Regions from separate parts of the Mus musculus genome. Here region 2 is linked to region 1. A link is a loop called in an ENCODE intact Hi-C map of the cell type or tissue named here. Cell type or tissue: heart. All regions are shown on one strand. Links, peaks and the distances in the headings refer to the core of each region. The heading gives the core; the rest is flanking DNA. Region 1 overlaps Saxo1 (stabilizer of axonemal microtubules 1). Region 2 holds the start of Adamtsl1 (ADAMTS-like 1).

Region 1 (2,913 bases), core at 247-2,746:
TAGTCCCACACCCGTCCCCTGACTTATTCCCCACCCCTACCTATAACACATGTCAACCACGGGGCTCACTGAGAAGGAAGGGTCTTCTGTACTGAACCTCCTACCCATCTTCCATCCAACCCCTCATGTGGGGCTGGCATCGGTTAGCACCCGTTTCTCAGATACACTCACCTTTCTCTGTGTTCTCAGAAACTTCTTCTACTAATATTTATCGCCTCTACTCAGCCTTACAGAAAACCCAGAAGAGAAAAAATGTCATCGAGGCACAAAGTCTTCACTTCTTTGCTATCTACTGTCAGTGCCCCCATTATGTGAAAGAGGAACAAAACAGTAAGACGGAAAAGACAGAACACTGTTCGCCAAAGTAATCCCTTCCCAAATCATTGCACATCTGTGACAGGCCCAGGTGGCACCTGCCCATCATGCCGGCTATACCCAGCTGAGCCGGGCATTCCTGCCCACTGCAACAGTCTCTACTGCTTATTTCTCCATAAGACCAGTTCCTCCAAAGACTAACTGCTTCTTCCTGAATCCCATTTAGCCAAACAGGACAAGGGAAAAGCAGAGTTTTCCCCTTAAAGGTACTTGAGAAAACAGCTCTGTCAATGGAAGGGAGAGAATTCCAGACAGGAAACATTAGGCTAAACACTAATAAAACCTATTTCCAGGCTGAAACCTGGGGCAGCATTACCGAGCCATGCTTGAGTAGCAAGGGTAACATGCTCCACTGTAAACTGTCTTGCATGAATTATACACGGGGTTGTCCATAAACCCAAAGCAGGTCCTGAGCATGCTTGGTGGGATGAAGGACTGGGGAAGCATAAGAATTAGTCTCCTTGGGACTGCAAGTGGGAAACGGGAGATGCTTCGGCTGAACTCCTATAACACCCTCTTGGTACATCTTAAAATATATCCTAGTAGCAAGAACAACTGCAGCCTGACCTGCCTTCCTAGCAGCCTCACTGTGGGTGAACAGCAAAGGGACGCTGAGGGACCCCAGCATCTGGAAGTCAATTATAAAGGTGGGAGTTATGGAATAAACAGGCCGACAGGAAGCTAATAAGAAACCAAGGGTCAGGTTCACACTTTTCACCTTCTTAGATTAAGGTTGTGACTTCTCACAACTCAACCAATTGCAGCAAGACACTAGGAGACACTAAGCCTCCATGAGCTGTACGGACCAATGAAAATGGCTAAAACCCCATCTGAAAATCAGCTAACCTGAGAGTTATCTTCCTTCTAAAGTTCACCTTCTGGAGAGAAAATACCTAACAGGAGCTGAAGTTTCTCTCCACTCCCAGGACTAACGTGGCATTTTGAGGCCACCTTATCTATGTTCAGTGATGGCTAACCAGGCTGTGGTCCCTCTGCAGTTCTGAGGTATAGCAGAAGGTACCAAAAGTCATCATTGAAGAGCAAAGCTAGTTGTCCAAGCTTGCATGCTGAGGCCTCCCACCCCAGAGCTCTATGACTACCCTAAAAAGCTTACTTCTCCTCCAAGATGCCATTTTCCAAGGGTATTCAGCCCTGCAGACTAACAGCTGAAGCAGGCTCAATGCTCCATCTGCTGTTCACCCTCAGAAAGCTGCTAAGCAATAATGCTCACAAACTCACCAGCTCAGGGGCTAGCCTCAAGTCGCTGCTCAAAGACAGAAGCAGACGCACAAAACATGCTAAGTTCAGGAAATGGATTCATTACTTAATCTCCTTCCGGACAAAAGATTCAAATCCAGATATGAATGTGCATCTTTATTTGAATTCATTTACCAGCTCTAGAGAAGGCAAATCATTATGGGGAGGAGAAGCCTCTCACCTTCAGGGGAAAGGATCATTTTTAAGTTTGAAGTTTGATCCATTTTTATCTGGCCCAAAAATAGTCACCATGGCTTGCAAATGAATTTTATCAGAATGTATGGGCTTCCTCGTTAGATTTTTATGTTGGGAACATTCACCGAAAGCTATCATTAGCCGCAGCCTAAATGCCTGTCCCCAGTGTCACATAATCTTACATCCTTCAAGTTCATGGAGAAAAAAAAAAAGTTATTTTATTCTATACAGAAATTGCTTAAACTTAACCACTTGTTTTTCAACATTCAATGGCTTCTCTCTTCCTGTGGTGCATTCCCGAGTGTTTAACCTCGCTGTGATTCTGAATAAAGAAAAAAAAAAAAAAAAAAGGTCAAAGATCTAAGTTTTCTTTAGGTAGGTAGCTATAAAAGCTACCCAGCATGGAAAGCCAAGAGTTAAACTAGAATTAAGTACTGGTTAAAGTGGCCCTGCTGGGGAAGTTATAGCAACTTCATTTCAAATCATTTGGCTATGCTAAAGAAAGGTGTTGGGCATGAACAGAGAAAAAGGAAAGGGGAAATTACAGAATTGCTAACGAAAACCATTTGCCTGGAAGTGGAGAATGGAGAATTCTCACAGGAGCCAAACAAAGTTTACTTTTTTAAAAATAATTGAATATTTATACAAATTTCAAAAGGTATTATAGTAGCCGCCAGGGAATCAATCATGCTAAAATGGACTCTGTCTTACGGGGGTGAAGGGTGGCTTCCTATTTGCCAAAGCAGACTGTCACCCTTTCCCTAAATCACCTGCTTGAGCTCTTCATCCACAGACCATCTCCTACCCTGCATCTCTATCTTTCCCCAGCTGTCTCCTTTCTGGCAGTATTTAAACATGCCCCAGTATCTCCCATATTTTAAAGAAAAATAAAATATTTTATAATTTTTAATTGGTTATTTTATTTACATTTCAAATGTTCTCCCCCTTCCCAGTTTCCCCTCCACAAATCCCCTATCCCATCCCGATCCCCCACCCCTGCTTCTATGAGGGTGCTCCCCCACCAGCCTCACCACCCTACCATTCCCCTAAATTCCCCTAAGCATCAGGCTTTCACAGGACCAAGGG
Region 2 (2,913 bases), core at 142-2,641, 430 kb before region 1:
AAAAAAGAAAAAAAAAACCCTCCTCTCAGATCGATACACCACATGGAAGGAATAACCAAAGCTGAACAACCTGCTTTTCTCCACCTCTTTGCAAAGCCTCAGGCAGGTGTGTATATGGCAGACCTGCCTGGATTCGCACGCCTATTACAGTGAGGTAGTTTTTTTAATAATGAGAGGGAAGAACATGCATTCTAAGTGCCCTCTGCCTTCTCTGGGTATTTCTGGGCTGACAGATCTGCAAGGAAACTCTTCTCCTGTGGAAATGGGGCTTTGCTCACTGCTTTATTCTTTATCCGAAATGGTGTTCCTGGACTGATAAGGAGGAAAGACAACCTTATTGGATACTTAACACTTGTTTAATATATTAATAAAAACCCTCCTGGCCCGTTCAGGCTTTGCTTGATTTGAGTGAAACAGGCTCCCAATCTTCGGGCCTTTTCCCGTAGCCATGCGGACACTCTGGAGCCCATTAGTACTTCCTACAGCTGGATTGCACCTCAGAGGTCAACCTGCCTGGCCCTATTTCCACTGCGAAGAGGAAAGAGGTGGTACCCCACTCAAAATTTTGTTGTTTTGTCATAGCAGCTCTGAGAAAGCCTGAGTCAGGTGTCCGATGAAGAATGTTTGGGGTTAAGTGAGGGTTAAATCAGCCTTTCTTTCCTGTCATGGGTTAAATCAGATAATTAAAAGCTGTCAAGGTGTCAAAACCCAGCACTTGTTTCACAACAAATTTCAACATCCTCATCCTGGAGTCTTTGTCAAGGGCTTCTTTTAAACTAGGGGCTCTAAATGAGTCTTATTGTACCTTTAAACTTGTAAGTATTGGATGTTTCAAATTGTCAATCCACAAAGAAAGGTTTTGCCAGCCCTTTATTTTTAAACCAAGACCCCAATACAGAAAATAACTAAAGCCGTTGTTAGGTTTAGTTAGGACCTTTCCAAACCATCTATAGTATTCTTTTCCAAACTCAAAGGGGAAAATAAAAAGGCACTTTATAGAAGAGGAAGAGAACGCTAGCACCGAATACACTTAAAGGGCACATTCAGTCCCGACTAGGGCTTGGTCCCTTTATAGCATATGTTCTATATTGACGGGGATTAAGTTTCTCTCCTGAATGGAACAATACACCGTCACAGGGAGCTACTGTACTTTCCAGAGCAACAGACACCAGCCTAGGCAAATGGCAAACAGAATCGCGTCTCACAGAGCACTAACCAGGTTTGTTCAGAGCGCAGCCCTGCTTCCTCTTTGAGCTTTGCGCTTCTGCCAGTGCACATCTATCTCTCCTCTTCTCGGGCTCAGCTCCTTGCTCCCCTGCCTTTCAGTCCCTTTCTCTCTTTTCTGCTCACACTGTTCACTTTCTCTGCGCACCCCCCCCCCAACCGCTTTGTTATTCAGCATGTCTGATTAGCAGGAGTCTGATTGGCTGGCTGCCTGCTCTAGAGAGATTCCATTCAGCTTACCCCCCACCCATCCACCCACCCACCCTCGCTCAGGAAATGTGAGCGGGGCTGATGGAAGCTGATAGGCAGGGCTGGAGTGTGAGCCCCAGCACTGGATGTGACAGCAGCGGGCAGAGGAGCACTTAGCAGCTTATTCAGTGTCCGATTCGGATTCCGGCAAAGATCCAAGTATGGAATGCTGCCGTCGGGCAGCTCCTGGCACACCGCTGCTCGTTCTGGCTTTCCTACTCCTGGTAAATGCCTTTTCATTTCAATACGTTACTATTGCCACTTGGTCTGGGTGCTGCTGGAGGGTGTGTGTGTGTGTGTGTGTGTGTGTGTGTGTGTGTACTTCTGTCTGTCTGTGTATGATCTTCCAACTCCAGGTAAAAGAATTTTCATGGCTTACAAAGTACACCTCAACTCTTTGAGAACTTTAACCCCAACTTTCCCAGCAAAATCAAATATAAAAGACTTTTTAGAGTTAGTGAATGATACTGATATTGAGACTTGAAATTCAGGGTATTCTTCTGCAGATATTATGTGCTGAAAACTATATAAATAACTGTGTTAGCATGGGATCCTGAGGACAGATGTCCTGAGATCAAACTCACTATGGTGATTTTGGGGTTTCTGAAGGCTAGGCGGTGAGGAGCTTGCTTGGTTCTTGTTTCCCCAGTGCCTGTGTGAATTATTTTCCTCCATACATAAAGACTCTTGAACCAGGTGAAAAAGGAAGGAACGAGAGCCCTGTTTACAATCAAACCAGAGTATAACCCATAATTACTATACACATTTATGGATTCAAGTTAATGCTAATGTTTATGAATTGAAGATTAAAGTCTTTGATCTCAGATCTACTTCTGAAGGCAAATAGAGATCCCTGGACTCCTTGTCCTGCTGATTTCCAGCCCCAGCGATAAGGCTCTTCTCTTGAACATCAGCACACATTGCATTTTTGACTCGAAGTAAATGTTCCATTGTGACTCATACTTGGTTTTATGGGCAGAAAATGAACATATACTGTCCAAAAAATCTACACTCAAAATATTAATAGCAATGCACATTTCTTTTAAACCAGAGTGTTCTGGGCAAGCAGTTTAGTAAACCTCATCTGAAAGTTTGATTCCAAAATGTGCACACTCTGATTGCAAAGAAACGTGACTCTAGCTCTTCCTGTCACAATTATGACACACCAGAACTACTTCAGAAGGAAGAGAAAGAGAAGACGAAGGTAAAAGTGTAACCGTTGTATAAGACACATTGTTTTGTTGATGGGGAAAGGTTAGTTTGTTCTGCTTTGATTCTGACAAATTGGATGGACATTGGAATTTTGATGAAGAGAAGGGAACCATTTGTTACAAATTGGAAAACTCCGGGAGGATCAGTGGGGTATAGTGACCAGACACCAAGGAGCTATTTCTTACAATGTCATATTGTAATCAGCTGCATCACTGTCACTTTAAATGG

The links. Peaks named below come from ENCODE experiments on the same cell type or tissue, not always from the same donor. Only the 100,000 strongest peaks of a DNase experiment are listed, where the experiment ranks them.
Region 2: it touches region 1 in a loop (2.7-fold over the local background); 6 of 42 quality-filtered maps call a loop at or near these places.

The regions. Positions count from the first base shown.
Region 1 is chr4:86,479,525-86,482,437 of GRCm38, forward strand. All of the region lies in intron 2 of Saxo1 (stabilizer of axonemal microtubules 1), which reads right to left. Among named protein-coding and RNA genes, the nearest start is that of Gm26017, 28 kb to the right of the region's middle. In heart, for the core only: a CTCF peak has its summit at 1,568; no DNase peak of the experiment used is centred there.
Region 2 is chr4:86,052,424-86,055,336 of GRCm38, forward strand. It overlaps Adamtsl1 (ADAMTS-like 1), which reads left to right and starts at 1,552. Exons shown (of 29, transcript NM_001368621.1): 1 at 1,552-1,697. The coding sequence starts at 1,635. In heart, for the core only: no CTCF peak of the experiment used is centred there; a DNase peak (open chromatin) is centred at 1,518; H3K4me3 peaks cover 1,409 bases; H3K27ac peaks cover 998 bases.